2 separate regions of the Mus musculus genome follow, and region 1 is linked to region 2. The links are chromatin loops, found by intact Hi-C in ENCODE. Cell type or tissue: left cerebral cortex. All regions are shown on one strand. Each heading gives the region's core, and the rest is flanking DNA. Links, peaks and the distances in the headings are about the cores only. Region 1 overlaps Ephb1 (Eph receptor B1). Region 2 has its middle 29 kb from the start of Gm28979.

Evidence for each region. A loop is a pair of places that touch in the nucleus more often than their neighbours do. Peaks named below come from ENCODE experiments on the same cell type or tissue, not always from the same donor. Only the 100,000 strongest peaks of a DNase experiment are listed, where the experiment ranks them.
Region 1: it touches region 2 in a loop (2.5-fold over the local background); 12 of 42 quality-filtered maps call a loop at or near these places.

Annotation. Positions count from the first base shown.
Region 1 is chr9:101,986,654-101,994,653 of GRCm38, forward strand. All of the region lies in intron 9 of Ephb1 (Eph receptor B1), which reads right to left. It overlaps Gm31326 (a long non-coding RNA gene), which reads left to right. Exons shown (of 2, transcript XR_003948211.1): 1 at 1-3,016; 2 at 3,926-8,000. Among named protein-coding and RNA genes, the nearest start is that of Gm31326, 6.3 kb to the left of the region's middle. In left cerebral cortex, for the core only: no CTCF peak of the experiment used is centred there; a DNase peak (open chromatin) is centred at 4,390.
Region 2 is chr9:101,308,795-101,317,521 of GRCm38, forward strand. No RefSeq gene overlaps it. Among named protein-coding and RNA genes, the nearest start is that of Gm28979, 29 kb to the right of the region's middle. In left cerebral cortex, for the core only: a CTCF peak has its summit at 5,406 (motif pointing right); a DNase peak (open chromatin) is centred at 5,429.

The DNA.
Region 1 (8,000 bases), core at 1-8,000, 680 kb after region 2:
CCATGAGCCACTGACTATTGTGGGTTATTACCACTGGCTTCATCTTTACTCTGTGAGCTCTGCTGGGTAACCACAGTTTCAGAATGGGCCCTCCTTAGGAAAGAGAGCTGAGGTGTTTCCATAGTGATTGGCATAGTCAAAATGCCAGTAACATAGGTAAGAGGGAGGCTCTAGGGCCAGAGAAAGCAGTCAGGCAAAGCAACACAGATGCTGATGATGGCGGTCAGACATAACCCATGGGAGGATGAAGGAGACAGATAAAGCAAAATAAAAACACTCAAGGTGGAAAAAAAGAGGGTAAAAGGGACACCAGGATAGTGTCAATGAGCTGTGACCTTCCCTCCTAATTCTGTATATCCCCTGGTGCTGATATCTGTAGATGACATTAGAACCCCAAAATACTTTATTAATCCTGCATGATACAGCAAGTTCAGACTTATCTCTTATAACAGCTTCTCCACCAACAGGGGAAATGTGACTTTCCTTTCAGCTTGCCTGTGAGAATAAAGACCCTATGACAAGTGGCAGGCCCAGTGCAGTGCCCCATGTACTGTGAAGACTCCCCGACTAATAGACTCATTACTGTTATCAATTTTTTTTTCTTGGATGTGTCCAGGGAGGTAAAAAAGGGAGTGAGGCCCGGTGGGCAGTGGGGGAAATATAAGCCATTTAGGGTTATATTAGTTATTTTCAAAATAACTACCTTGTTATTTTAGATCAAGGGCTTTTAAAGATGTATGCTAAGCTGTCCTGAAGGAGTTCTTCCATGGAAACTAATTAAACAATCTAGAATGGGCTGTAATGAATGGCTTGCAAGTAAAGACATATATGAGGATGAATGGGGAAGGATTCTGAGCTAATGAGCTTTACAGATATTGGTCCCAGCCAGTTTGGGGAAGAAGCTATTCCCAGAAGGGAAAAGACTCATCTCTTGACAGAGCCTCCATTCTTTAGGCCAGTAATGTGTCACAAAGTGCACTCAGATGGGAAAAGTGTCTGCCCTGTGATGACACATGCTCTTAACTTCCCAAGAGACGTCTGAGGAATTGAGAAGTGTGGATTCATGTGTGCCTGCATTTGCACACACGTGAACATACGTGGAACACCACAGCTGCTGTGCTGTGTCTGTGAGCTTTGGCTGTCACTGGGACATTTCCCAGGAGCCAAGAAAGCTGCTAAAGCCCAAGACTCTGATCTGTTGAACTCTCTAACCAAAATGAATGTCCTAAACCCTGCATCTACTGCGTCCATCGGAATTACTCCTCATTTTGCTTGACATTGGGTAAAAGAATTTATGGAGAAAGGAAACTGGGAAAACTCAGTCAAAGTCTAAGAAATGGCTCAAACTCAGCCTTTCCTCTAGCCACAGCCTCTTAAGCGTCCAGTAAGGCAGGAGGAAAAGATGTCCCTCACCCAGGTCCTCCAACTGCAGGCAGGGGTCTATGTGTTCTAAATTAACAGAGTGATTTGGCTAAGCACATGAATACAATGGATCCCCTTGCAAACACCTCCTCATATGATGACAGATCTCCTCAGACCATGCTCCCAAGCTCTAGCCAGCGTCTCTCAAATCCCAGAAGACGAGGAAGGGAAAAAATTGCCTTTCGCTAGGCGGAACAGGTCATTTGTCTTTCGGCTCATTTTGTGTTTCTGCATAAATCCCGCATCAGCCTGTTCCTGCTCCCACTTGCCAGTGAGCAGTTTTTAATTATCAGGAAAATGGTATTTAGTACAATGAATCACCAGACAGTGAACAGGGATTCAAGTCAGCAGCAGAGGCAGGCACAGCCAACCCCTGGGAGACAGGTTTCAGAAGATGTTCTCTGGTTGTGAATGTTGGGAAATATTTTTAGAGGTGATGATGGCAATATTAGATTAATAGATCCCCATAATATGTGGCATTTTATAGTGACGGTGTGGCCTTCACACAATTGTTATTAATAGGAATACTTTAGAAGTGTTAGCTATGTTTGTGTTTCCGTTTTTCATAGGTTCCATATCTTTGGCATAAAAGGGGTAAATGTGGACTTAAATGTCTGATTGTTAGTGCTTTATTAATAAGCATACCCCCAGATTTCTCATCCCCTAGTTCACAGATCTCCAATAAAAATCTAACTTGTAAACACGTTCATGAAGAGCATGGCTTCACTGCTGTCTGGTGCCTTCTCGTGTGACACCAAATATTTCTGGAAGCAGAAGACATACTTTCCTACTGTCAGAGGCTCTGTACCAGAAGATCAACCAGAAGTGGCTGAAGTGAGCTCTGGGGGATACTAGAAGTCTTATGTGGGGGTATTTGAAAGGTTATGGAGACATTTACAAGCACTAGGAGTTCAGGGCAAAACAGAAAGCTCACAGTTGTAAATTGCAGGTGACATGTGGAGACTAAGAACTGGGGGAGACACCCACTGCCCTTGTCTAGGCACAGTGCGCATTCTGAGTTTAGAACTAATAGCAGTAGCAAGCACATTTGCAGTCCACTTGTGACAACTGATTCTAGAACTTGAGAAGTTCCAGCAAAAACCAGCTGGCCTCTAGCTGGGAGAGGACTGCTAGAATCCCACAGGGTAGTGTCAGAGAATGAGGGGACTCGGTTGTTTTCAATCATTAATATACCTGTGTCCCAGCAGGCTTTGATGGTGTCTTAAGGAGATGGGGAAGTTGGCCTGTTTGTACCTCATTCTGGATCCAAGAGACTCACCCAACTTCACCCAGGCGTTTGAGCATGAAATCAGAGCTACTTAGAAACATGTGCAGCCCTTAAGGGACCATCTCTGTTACTGTGCCTTAGAACTCTGAGCATCCTTCCTTCTGCTTCAACACTGCTAGACATCCAACCGGCACTGGGATCTATGGAAAAGCCATGCTCTCGGGGCTCTTCACGTGATTGAGAAGTGGAAGAGGACATGGAGAAGAACAAAGCTGGGCAGTGAGGAAGCAGTTCACACTCGGGGAGTGGACTGTAAACACTACAGAGATTGGAGGAGGCAGAAGGTCAGGGATGCCACTCTTCAAGGTCAGACTCCTAGATGCTGCAGAACTGGACTAAATGGAAGGGCAACAGGACCAGGACGTTACTACAAAGGAGAAGTTTGGAATGCTTAGAGGGAGGCGTGGCACTGGGTGTGGAGGAAGTGGGGAGGCCACCTTGAAACAGAGGCAGCTATTTTGACAGACAAACCCTGGGGCCCCCGTGAGAACATTCTGTGAGAAGAAATGCCATAGGTACAGAGAGCTGGCCACTGTGGAGAGGGACACTGCGGGCAGGGCATTGGGAAGCTCATTTTGCCAAGGGAGGGACTGTAGGCTGGAAAAATGATGTGAAGTGGTCTCTTACTTAAGGTGGAAGATGACAGTGTTTGTGCAACCAATGTGCTGCACAGTGAACAACAGAAGGGGTGATAGCAAAGACTCCTGGGAAACTGCCTAATACCTCCATGCCTTGTGGGTACCAATGACTAGGACAGAGCTCTCTCGGGCAAGGATGGCTGGTGCTGGACTACAGAAGTCCTACTGGGAACCCAAGGGCAATAGCTAATGATCTTGGAACTGCTGCCGTTAACAGTTGCGGAGACTCTGGCTAGGAGCCAACGGCATACACATGGGTGACTCTAGATTGTTCGATTTATTTGGCATTTAATAAACGCTGACTGTAAACTCAGCCTCCTTTTGTACCAAGGAGCCTCTCCTTGTCTGCCTGCAGGCCTTCTCTTATCTATGAGCCACACTTAATACCCTAGTAATTCTCTCTTCCAGGGTCCTTCCTGCCCTGAATACTGGGTCTCAGATGATCCTTGGTGGAATGGGTGGGTGGTATCTTTGACATTCTGAATCATCCACCCTGAGTGCAGCAAATTAGACATACTTCTGGGTGGAACTTCATTCCATCTCTTTCCTGGAGCCAAACTCTTATTTTCTTTTCTAGCATCCATTGCTACAAGTTCTCAAGCCTTCACCTCATGATAGAGGAACCTCTTGATGAACAGCTTCTGTGGACCAGGCAACATACTATCACTGAGACGCTGGCCACACCCAACCCGGCAGGCTGCTCTCTCCTCTGCACAGGTGCTTTGTGGAATGCGTCCTTGAAACCAGGTCTCTAGGACAGTCCATGACTCCGCGTAGGTTCTTACCAGCACAGAGAGCAGAGTCGATGTAAACGTTTAAGACAGCCAAGTGTTTAAAATGTGTGTTATTAGTATTCTTCATCAGTAGTGCACTGGGAGTAAGCATGTGATCAGCTCGTGTTTTTTTTTTTTTTCCACACAAATAAATAGTAAGCGGCATGTCTCCCTATTTGTACTGCTTCCGTTTTGTTTCAACCTAAACACTCGGTTCCAGATTTAGCCCGCTAACATTTTGTCTTGCAGATTTCAAATTAGCATTCAAAGCTGTTGGGTAGCTCTGAATTTTGATTCTGTCTTTTATGGCGTTACTTCTGCTTCCCAACTGTTACCTACAAACTCGATCAGCAACCCCACGTTGGTGTCTGACTCGTGAAGTTTAAAAAAGCAGTCAAACAGTCGAGGACTGAATAGGACAAGCGCTGGAATAACGTCAGGGACCTCTCTCCTAAGGGAATGACAGTCACTAACTCACTTTCTCTCCATATGAAGACAGTCTGTTTCTAGTTAACAATGCCTTCCATTAGGAGACCATGAGATATTTTTGCCAAAAAACAAACATTCACCACCCATAATTCTTGAATTTACTAAATATATGGTCTAATTAAAAGAGACAAGGTCCCATAATTATTTTCTTAATTACTTCTTTTCTCTTCCTAATGATGACAGAATTCAAATTCCTATTCCCAGACCCATGTGAGTCACAGTGCCTCTGGGCATCTCTCAGGGCCTGAACTCTGCCCTCTCACTGCCCCTTTGCTTGGTCAGAAGATTAGAGTGGTTTCCACTCACAAGTGTTATAGTTAGTTTTAATGTCTACTTGCCACATATCAGAATCACCTGACTAAGGAGCCTCCCTTGGAAAGCATCCTGGTTTCTTTGATTGATGTGCGGATGGGTGTTACCTTCTGGTATTGGTGCAGATTAAAAAAGGGTGTGGCAGAGAAAATTTATTTCACCTACCTTTTGCTTGCCTGGCTTCCCTCTTGCCATTGAGTTAATCTGTCCCATTGCTGCTGCTGATTCCTATGCTAATGTTAGGACCAATGTGCCCAGGTTTTCTTTGGGACTAGGGACCAGCACTTCTCCAGGAACCTTCAGAGCTTCTAGTGCCAGACTGAGACTAAGTGCTGAGTGTTCCAGCCTCAAGGACAGAGTACTTACCAGGTTCTCAGCTTCCAGGTATGATTCTCTTGTTGTCTGTCTGTCTGTCTGTGTGATAGTGAATGTGTGTCTCTCTGTGTATGTCTGTGTGTATCTCTGTATGTGTGTGTGCATGTTTGTGAGAGTGTGTGTGTGTGTCTGCCTGTGTGTGATTATTCATCCCATTGGTTCTGTTACTCTGACAGACAAATACTCTGAACCCTGACAAATACAGGTCCATACCTCATTTATGCTTTTTCAAAACATGAAAGTAGAGACTCTAATTTATATCTTCTACTTGAGGTAGTTTTCTTAGGACTGTTTTCCTAAAGCCCTTAATCCATTCACAAGCCCCAATCTCCCTTTATCTCCATCCTCTTGGCTCTCACGCAGTTTGGAAATTAGGAATGACCTAAGTTCCCTGGACACCTGTTTGTATTTCCTAAAATGCCAACTATTCTCCTCCGTGCATAACTATTCTTTTTTAGTCTACCTCCTGACACCTACGTCCCGATGTTGGATTCCTAAGCCTCCCTGCTTCACCTAGATCAAACTGCCCATCATCTGTAATCATCCAATAGTTTATGAGAATTGGACCGAGAACCATGACGACACTGTCTACACATTCCTGAGTGTGAGAAGCTTATGCCCCTTTCTATCTGCCCTTGACCATGAACCCCAGCTCACTAATTCTTCATCAGACTCACTGACAACACATACAGCACATCGTCTTGCCAGATTCTCCTCCAGCAAGTGTCTTTCCACCAATCCAAATTCCCCTTTACATCTCTGTTCACTAACTTCTGGGGCAGCGGTTCTCAACCTGTGGGTTACAGTCCCTTTTGGGGAGGGGAGTCCCATACCATTTATCTTGCATCTCAGATGTTTACATTACAGTTCATAACCGTAGCAAATTTACAGCTATGAAGTAGCAACAAAAATAATTTTACAGTTGGGAGGTCATTACAACATGAGGCACTGTATGAAAGGGTCGCAGCATCCAGAAGGTTGAGAACCGCTGATCGAGGGTCAGAGATGAAATAGGAGCCGGTGACTGAATGTAACCGGAAGTTTTGTTTTCAATAACTAAATCTGCCATGCTTTGACTCGTTAGGGAAGATGAGACTGCTGCACATGTTTTTTTTTCTGCCTCTTTTTGCCTCTACATCACATTAAAAAGGAGGGTCTGGAAGACAAGAGCCACCTACTCCTTTGTAGTATGTCCTGGAGAAACCAAGGAAGGTGGTGTCTCCAGGCACTGGAGAACAGAGCCGGATACCTGCTGCAGATATTCTGTCAGTTCCCGTCCAGGAGGCCCTCGGAGTTCCGAAGCAGTCTAGACTCTATGGAGGGTTATGTGCCTGCATTCACAGCTGAGCACATTTGAGCCTCCTGACTCTTAGAATGGGACTAGAGGTGGGAACTCATAAACCACCAATCTGGAATTGTGGAAGAATTGCATCTGGGATTAGACATAGATCTGCACCCAAGACCAGGCACACTGAGCCTCTAAGCCTCTGCAACATGCAAAGAGAATGGGGTCTACAGACAGACTCAGAGGGAGAACAAGCCACATCTTCAATCTTCAAGCTTTATTACTGAAGAAAGACACTTGTCCTTCCTTCCTGGACTAGCAGCTGTCTCCTTGAGTCAAGGCGAGCTACCAGATTAAGCTTTCCAGTATAGACACAGAGGAAACCTTCCATAGCCATTCCTCCCGTCTCCACCTGTCTGCCCCTCCCTGCCAGCCAGACTCTTCCTTCACCAGAGCTTTACTGCCCTTGGTGTTCTGGGCTTTCCTCTAGCTGCATGACCCTTTAATCATGATCTTCCAGTAGCAATGGCTTCATAAATGCACAGATGAAACTCAGTGCATGAGAGTGTGGGCTTAGAGAACCCAGGTGTGAGTGTGTGTGTGTGTGTGTGTATTGGGGTTAGGGTTGGGGTTGCGGGTGCAGGGGTAAATGTCAGGGGTTGGATTAAAAGAGAATAGCTAGGCACAGGGGAGAAGGGCATTTAGAAATGGCTCTTACACATAAAACAGCCTAAGAAATAACCAGAGCCTACTCTAAGAGATCTACATCCACCTAGCCATAATAAATGAAGCTGGAGAACAATAACTTCAGCCATGCTCACTAGTAGTAGCAATGACTCCATGGCTGAAGACTTGGTGTACTTTTTTTTATTTTATTTTACAGAGCCTAGGAAGCAGAGACGCCTTCCCCTGTGGCTATATAAATGATGGAGTCCCCCCTCCCTGACTCCCACATGGGGAGTCATGAACATTTTAGAAACACAACTTTGTAGATCAAGTTGCCTGGCAGAGCCACCCTTCCAAAGAAGGACAGCCAAGTGTCAGTCTGAAGTTAGCCAAAAGAACATTGGCAGCCTACCTACCCAGGATGCCTGGGGATCCTCTGTGTCCCACCTGAGGGTTGGCACACCTTGAGAAAGAGAATTCTTGGCTGAGTCGTGTTGGGGCACTCTTAGAAATCTCTAGGCTTCAAACCAAGATTGCATGTTTTGAACTTGATCATATGTTCCTGTGTGGTCCCAAGTCTTCTGTTGGTCTAATGTGACCATCTATACATGTTTTATCCAAAAGGTTCAAGAACCAGATCTGAAATGGACACCTAGTAGCTTATCACAGCAAGGAGCTACCTGGAGCAGGTGAGGCAGCAATGCCAGAAGCCCAAGATAGACGGGGGAAGCCGAGCATGGGATTTGAGGCAA
Region 2 (8,727 bases), core at 452-8,451:
GGCGGTTAGCTGGGGCTGAAGAATCAGCTGGGATTAAGAAAAGACCAGCATCACTGAGGTGAAATCTTCAGGGAATCGCTTCCAAAGAGTCATCATATAGACGCTGTGTTTGGAGGTGGCCAAGGTTGTACCTCATGTTGGCAGCCAGTCTTGGTCGTGTGTAAGAGTCACGGTTTTCTGGGTTTGAAGGCATGAATGGGTCATGGAGAGCAGCCGAGGTTGGCACCGTGAGAGGGGCAGGAGGGGCTAAAGTGCAGCCAGAGTAGCGGTGGAAGCTCCAGGATTGAAAGGGTCATGGAGAAAAGTTGAGGTTTTGTACCATAAAGAGAGCCCAGAGAGACTAACGTGTAAAGTGCGGCCCAGTTAGAGTAGAAGACCTCAGTAGTTTGGAGATGCCAGCACCACAGGACGACCACCAAGAACTGCAGCAGGTGTGGACTGGAGCTGGCCTGAGCTTAGAAGACAAGCCGTGTGTGTGCTACAGAGGGCGGAGCTGGAGAAATGACCCAAGCGCCTTGGAGGAGCCCAGAAGATGGTGAGTGAATCCCAGATATTGAAAATCGAATTATCGTTCTGAGTGTGGTTTTGCTTTGTTCAAATTGTGACTGTGTCCCGGGTCTTCCTTCTTGAAGTAAGAAAGTATTTAGCTTATTTTAAACTTTACTATGTGTCCACAGTTGAGTTTTTTGTTTTTGTTTTTTTTGAGGCAGGGTTTCTCTGTTTAGCCCTGGCTGCCGTGGAACTCTGTAGACCGGGCTGACCTCGAGCTCAGAGATCTGCCTGCCTCTGCCTCCCAAGTGCTGGGATTAAAAGTGCGTGCCACCACTGCCTGGTGTTCACAGTTCAATTGGTAAAGACCGAGGGAATTTTAAGTTGGTAATATGTTTATATTTGTGATATTTTTTAGTCTGAGATCTTGGGAATGAACAACAACAAGAGAGATAAACTTATGACTTAAAGTCTTGTGTGTCAAGTTACAATGGGTCAATCATGCTTGCTAATTTTGTGTCAACGTGACACCAGCTAGAGTCCTTTGAGAGGAAGGATCCTGTCTTAGTCAGGGTTTCTATTCCTGCACAAACATCATGACCAAGAAGCAAGTTGGGGAGGAAAGGGTTTATTCGGCTTACATTTCCATACTGCTGTTGGTCACCAAAGGATGCAGGACTGGAACTCAAGCAGGTCAGAAAGCAGGAGCTGATGCAGAGGCCATGGAGGGATGTTCTTTACTGGCTTGCCTCATCTGGCTTGCTCGGCTTGCTCTCTTATAGAACCCAAGACCACTAGCCCAGAGATGGTCCCACCCACAAGGGGCCTTTCCCCTTTGGTCACTAATTGAGAAAATGCCTTACAGTTGGATCTCATGGAGGCATTTCCTCAACTGAAGCTCCTTTCTCTGTGGTAACCCCAGCTGTGTCAAGTTGACACAAAACTAGCCAGTACAATTGACCCCTTGTCAACTTGACACACAAACACATCACTAGTAAGCCTCAACCCTTAAAATCTTATTCATCCCCAATATCTAAATAACTTTAAAAGTCCCACAGTCTTTACATATTCTTAAAATTTCAAACTCTTTAAAATGTCCATCTCTTTTAAAATCCAAAGTCTTTTTACAATTAAAAGTCTCTTAACTGTGGGCTCCACTAAAACAGTTTCTTCCTTCAAGAGGGAAAATATCAGGGCACAGTCACAATCAAAAGCAAAAGTCAATCTCTAACCGTCCAATGTCTGGGATCCAACTCACGATCTTCTGGGCTCCTCCAAGGGCTTGGGTCACTTCTCCAGCCAGGCCCTTTGTAGCACAGACGTCATCCTCTAGGCTCCAGATGCCTGTACTCCACTGCTGCTGCTGCTCTTGGTGGTCATCTCATGGTACTGGCATCTCCAAAACACTGCATGACCCCTTCAGTCCTGGGCCTTCAATTTCAACTGAGGCTGCACCTTCACCAATGGCCTTCCATAGCCTCTCACAGTGCCAAGCCTCAGCTGCTTTGTGTGACCCCTTCATGCCTTCAAAACCAGTACCACCTGGGTGACCCTTACATATTACCAAGTCCTGCTGCAGCAAGAGTACAACCTTGGCCATCTCTGGAACACAGCCTCTTTGTGCTTTCAGAAAACACTTCCCAGAAGATGTCACCTCAATGATGCTGGTCTCTTCTTAATCACCGCTAATTTCTTAGCTCCAGCTAACCAGCATTAGTAGTCCCAGTAATGCAAAGTTTTTGCTTTGGTAGTTCTGGTATCTTGTTAATCACAGCTGATTCTTCAGCCCCAGCTAACCAGAACTACAGAATCTTCACAATCAAAACAGCAATGGCCCTGAAAAGAGTCTTTAATTTTCCCTCTGAAATTTCACAAACCAGAGCTCCATCTTCTGCAGTGTTCTCAACATTATCTTCCAAGCTCCTACACGACATCCGACAGAGCTCTTAACAACGGATGGATCTTCAAGCCCAAAGTTCCAAAGTCCTTCCACAGTCCTCCCCAAAACATGGTCAAATTGTCACAGGAATACCCCACTCTGCTGGTACCAGTTTGTCTTAGTCAGGGTTTCTATTCCTGCACAAACATCATGACCAAGAAGCAAGTTGGGGAGGAAAGGGTTTATTCGGCTTACATTTCCATACTGCTGTTGGTCACCAAAGGATGCAGGACTGGAACTCAAGCAGGTCAGAAAGCAGGAGCTGATGCAGAGGCCATGGAGGGATGTTCTTTACTGGCTTGCCTCATCTGGCTTGCTCGGCTTGCTCTCTTATAGAACCCAAGACCACTAGCCCAGAGATGGTCCCACCCACAAGGGGCCTTTCCCCTTTGGTCACTAATTGAGAAAATGCCTTACAGTTGGATCTCATGGAGGCATTTCCTCAACTGAAGCTCCTTTCTCTGTGGTAACCCCAGCTGTGTCAAGTTGACACAAAACTAGCCAGTACAGATCCCCAACTGAGAAAATGCCTCTGCAAGACTGTGTAGTAGGCAAGCCTGCAGAACATTTTCTTAATTAGAAATCAATAGAGGAGAGTCCAGTCTATTGTGGGATGTGTTATTGCTGGGCTGGTGGCTCTGGGTTCAAAAAGAAAGCAGTCTGAGCAAGCGATGAGGAGCAAGCCAGGAAGCAGCACCCCTCCATGGCCTCTGCATCAGCTCCTGCCTCTAGGTTCTTGCCCTGCTTGAGTTCCTGTCCTGATTTCCTTCAGTGATGACCATGGATGTGGAAATAATGTAAGCCAAATAAACGCTTTCCCTCCCAATTTTCTTTTTGTCATAGTGTTTCATCACAGCAATGGGAATCAAGACCGAGACACCAGCACTGCTGAGTGATGACTGTGTGTTATAATGTGGACACAGAAGACTTCATCTTTATGAAAAATTTTCTTGGACAGTGCTACTGTATTCTGTTCACTCCCCCCCCCCCCGTTTGGGTTTTTGAGGGTCTCTCTGTGTATCTCAGGCTAGCCTTGAACTCATGATCCTCTTACTTCCACCTCCCAAATGTTGTCATTAATCCCCCTTAAAGTTACTTATTGAAGAAATATTAGTGACATTCAATTAAGTACAATTTTATTGATCAGTTTGCTTTGATTTCTGGGCTAGCACTGAACTGATGTTTTTAGCTTATGAAATGACACATGGTGGTGCTCATTCCTGATGCTGTTTTTTATCGGTTATGCTTGGCTGAAGTGAGCCTTGCTTTCTCCTTCCATGGAGTCTCTTCATTTCATATCTTTCTGACATATTTTTGGTCCATCATCTTCCTCGTGTGCTCCAGGTCAAGACTAACCCAAAGCAGCCATCCTTATTAACGAAGCCTGCTTTGGAGGAAAGAGCAGGGAACACTGTCACTCAGAGGTCACCTGTTCTAGACAGACTTCCTTGCTCACAACGGGCAAAAGACACAGACACAAGGACACCCAAGACAATGAGCGGTTATGGTAGTCTGTCTGTCTTTCTCTCTCTCTCTCTCTCTCTCTCTCTCTCTCTCTCTCTCTCCCTCTCTCTCTCCCTCCCTCCCTCCCTCTCTCTCTCTCTTTCTTTCCTTCTTTCCTTCCTTCTTTCTTTCTTTTTTCTTTCTCTCTCTCTCTTTGTCTCTCTTTCTTTCTCTCTCTTTCTTTTTTGAATTGAATATTTTATTTATTTATATTTCAAATGTTACCCCCTTTCCTGATTTTCCCCCAGAAGCCCCCCTATCCCATCCCCTCTCTTGCTTCTATGAGGGAGTTCCTCCACCCCTCCACCCACTCCCACCTCCCTGCCTTTGCATTCCCCTACACTGGGGCATCGAGCCTTCACGGGACTAAGGGTCTCTTCTCCCACTGATGCCCGACAAGGCCATCCTCTACTGTATATGCAGCTGGAGCCATGGTTCCCTCCATGTGTACTCCTTGGTTGGTGGTTTAGTCCCTGGGAGCTCTGGTTGGTTGATATTGTTGTTCTTCCTATGGGGTTGCAAACCCCTTCAGCTTCTTGGGTCCTTTCTCTAGTTCCTTCATTGGGGACCCCATGATCAGTTCAATGGATGGCTGTGAGCATCCGCCTCTGTATTTGTCAGGCTCTGGCAGAGCCTCTCAGGAGACAGCCATATCAAGGCTCCTGTCAACAAGCACTTGTTGGCATCCACAATAGTGTCTGGGTTTGATGACTGAATATGGGATGGATCCCCAAGTAGCACAGTCCCTGGATGGCCTTTCCTTCAGTATCTGCTCCACACTTTGTCTCCATATTTGCTCCCGTGAGTATTTTGTTCCCCCTTCTAAGAAGGACCGAAGTACCCACACTTTGAACTTCCTTCTTGCGCTTCATGTGGTCTGTGAATTGTATCTTGGGTATTCCAAGCTTTTGGGCTAATAACCACTTATCAGTGAGTGCATACCATGTGTGTTCTTTTGCAATTGGGTTACCTACTCAGGATACTTTCTAGCTCCATCCATTTGTCTAAGAATTTCATGAATTCATTGTTTTTAATAGCTGAGTAGTACTTTATTGTGTAAATGTACCACATTTTCTGTATCCATTCCTTTGTTGAGTATTCCTCTGATATCTGGGTTGTTTCCAGCTTCTGGCTATTACAAATAAGGCTTCTATGAACATAGTGGAGCATGTGTCATAGCATTGTTACATGTTGGAACATCTTTTGGGTATATGCCCAGGAGTGGTATAGCTGGGTCCTCAGGTAATACTATGTCCAATTTTCTGAGGAAACCACCAAGCTAAGATAAAAAACTCAGGTGACAGCAGATGCTGGTGAGAATATGGAGAAAGAGGAACACTCCTCCATTGTTGGTGGGATTGTTAAGCTGGTACAACCACTGTGGTAGCCTTTCTCTTGCAAAAAGTGAAAGCCTCCTGGGAAGAAAAAAAAAAAAAAAAACCACAAAGCCAGAATGACCACAAGAGGGCGCCAGTGTACCTTAAACAGCCTTTCTGACCAAAAACCTCTGGCAGGTTTGCCTTGCAGTGCCAGGGAAAGACAGAATGAATACACATGGGAAAGGAGTAGGGAGGGGAAAAATCGTATTGTTACATGTAACTAGAAAGCTTACCATATTTATGCATCCAGGGCCTCTTAAATACAGAAATCACAAGCACATTAGACGATAATAGGCAGGTAAGGGATTAGATTGAAAATACCTCAAATACGGATGTGAATAGGTCAGTAGACTTTAAAACAGAATAAACCTCACTTCGAAGCAAGGTAGCTATGGAAACATTACCAAAATTATTCTGTTACTCCATGGCTGCTGTGGGTTCTGCAGCCTGGAAATGCTGTCAAGGGAGGGCAGAATATTATTTTCTTATAAATAATACAACACAGGATCCTATATGGAAAGTTGGGAGAAATTAGATTTCAGAGGTGGAGATGTTTCAACAAAAATACCCAACAGCTTTAATTTGCTTTCTGATAACTTAGCTCTGGGTTTTCAGTTGTTAGGTTTTCTTCTACGTCTGCTCTTTGCTGCAGGAAGGGAGCCAGAGAGATGTTTATCGTCAGGTCTCTGGATATGTTCTACACACTCACATGCCTGCACATTTAACATGGCTTGCAGAACTCACCCATTTTCCTAGGTATGACTCATACGAGTGAACGGTCATAGCATTTACATGTCTCATTTGCCTGTGCAAGAGTAGGGCTGGGCTGTTTATATGAGGCCGTTGGTTTCTACCACTGATTCTCAGAGACCCTGCGTTGACTACCTGGGCTCTTGAATCTCTCAGCAAATTCCGACGAGCATATAGTGACCGTGAGCTTAGCTGTTCTATGGGAACATTGAGAGCACAGGTGCAGGTGAGGGCTAATGAAATAGGTTCACCTGGGATGGATAACCCTGGAGATGTGATAAGTCCCACGATGGTAGGAGCTAGGAATTGGAGATACACATCGATGCCATTACCAAGTTATGCTCCTATTCTGGACTGACATGTGTCCCTTTTCTCCAGAGGTTAGAGGAACCTCTGTGCCCCAAAGACACAGCAATCTGGAGTCAAATACATGCTCCAGAGGTCCAGATGTTCATATGTTCAAGGTCCCAAGGTTAAGAAGTAAGGTCTACCAGCACTCCTATCCACACCCAGATATTGGGGTATCTGCAGTAACACACTGGCCACAAAAAGGAGGAAAACCATGACGGTAAGAGGGAATGGTCACACACAGAGCAGGCCATGGCTTAACTTTGTAGAGAAAGACTGAAAAGAACCAATGAGTTCAAAGCAAAGCCCAGGGCCCACTAAATATCCAGACGATGGAGCTAGTAGGGATTTGTAGAGTCAAACTTGCCCTAGGGAGGTAGAGCTTCTATTTCTCCTTCTCCAGAGAAGCAGACCACGAATCTAACTCCTCAGTGGGCATCCTGATTCGCTGAACATCTTGTTGAGATACTTGTTAATTGGATTCCAGCCCAAAGTTTAGGATTCACTAGGAGGGCCAGGAAATTTGTTAAGGAGCCCCCAAGGTCCCTTCACTCAGGCTCCATGCTTGGAGAACCACAGTTGTAGATTACTGTGAACAGTGAGCGTCAGGTATCCATACTGCAGGCAAGAGAGGGACTTAAAGTTTGTCTACAGAAGAACCATGTAAGGGGTCATTACCTTGTCTTAAAAGATTGAGATACAATTCAGGTACCATCTATATAACTTAAAAAAAATTTATGCTGGCTTGGTGTGGTGCATGCTTTTAATCCTCGTACGTGGAAGCCAGAGGTAAGTAGGTCTCTGAGCTCAAAGCCACCTTGATCTATATATTGAATTTCAGGCTAGCTAGGGCTACATAGCAAGATTCTGGCCCTCTCAAAGAAAAGATCTAACCAATACAGTGAATGGATTTGATTTGAACTTGAGTTCAGGAATACTCCACTGTGTCTGGCTTTTTACCTGGGTTCTGGGATCAAACTCAGGACATTTGCTTAGGTGGCAATGTCCTTTACTCACTGGGCCATCTCACTGGTCTTGAGCTTCCCACTGCAGAGCTGTAAGAGTTCTTAGTGTATTGTAGAGACAAGCTCCTTATTAGGACTATTACTTGCATATATTATTGTCTCCTTATCATTTCCTTCTTTAAATTTTTGGTTAGGCTTTTTTTTTTTTTTTTTTTTTTGACAGGGTTTCTCTGTGTAGTCCTGGCTGTCTTGGAACTCACTTTGCAGACCAGGCTGGCCTCGAACTCAGAAATCCACCTGCCTCTGCCTCCTGAGTGCTGGTATTAAAGGCGTGCGCCACCACTGCCTGGCTGGTTAGGTTTTTAAAATGGGTTTTACTACTGAGACATGGCTTAGAACTTCCCGTGTTTACCAGGTGTATTGGCTAGTTTTTTGTCAACTTGACACAGCTGGAGTTATCACAGAGAAAGGAGCTTCAGTTGAGGAAATGCCTCCATGAGACCAACTGTAAGGCATTTTCTCAATTAGTGATCAAGTTGTAAAGGCCCCTTGTGGGTGGGACCATCTCTGGGCTGGTTGTCTTGGGTTCTATAAGAGAGCAGGCTGAGCAAGCCAGGTGAGGCAAGCCAGTAAAGAACATCCCTCCGTGGCCTCTGCATCAGCTCCTGCTTCCTGACCTGCTTGAATTCCAGTCCTGACTTCCTTTGGTGATGAACAGCAGCATGGAAGTATAAGCCGAATAAACCCTTTCCTCCCCAACTTGCTTCTTGGTCATGATGTTTGTGCAGGAATAGAAACCCTGACTAAGACACCAGGCTAGGCTTAAACTGTGGGGAAACTCCTGCCTCTGCTTTTCAAGTGCTGAGATTACAGTTATACCCCATCAAGTCAAACAACTATCACCATCATCATCTTCTTCTTCTTCTTCTTCCTCCTCCTCCTCCTCCTCCTCCTCTTCTTCTTCTTCTTCTTCTTCCTCCTCCTCCTCCTTCCTCCTCCTCCCTCCTCCTCCTCCTCCTCCTCTTCCTCCTCCTTCTTCTTTTTCGTGTCTCGTGAAGAACAGTTTTGATTTTGTTTTTTAAATTGGAGGTCAGAGCCATTGAAGTAGCTCAGAGGGTGCTTAATGCTAGAACGGGTGACCTGAGTTTGGTCCCTGCAACTCATGTGGTGGAAGAAGAAGAGAACCCACTTCTGAAAGGTCTTTTTTGACATACATACATGACATGGCATACCTGGTCTCTCTCTCTCTCTCTCTCTCTCTCTCGCACGCGCTCCCTCTCTCTAACCCCCCCACAAACACACATATTAACTAACTAACTAACTAACTAACTAAATGTGTTCTAAAAATTGGAGG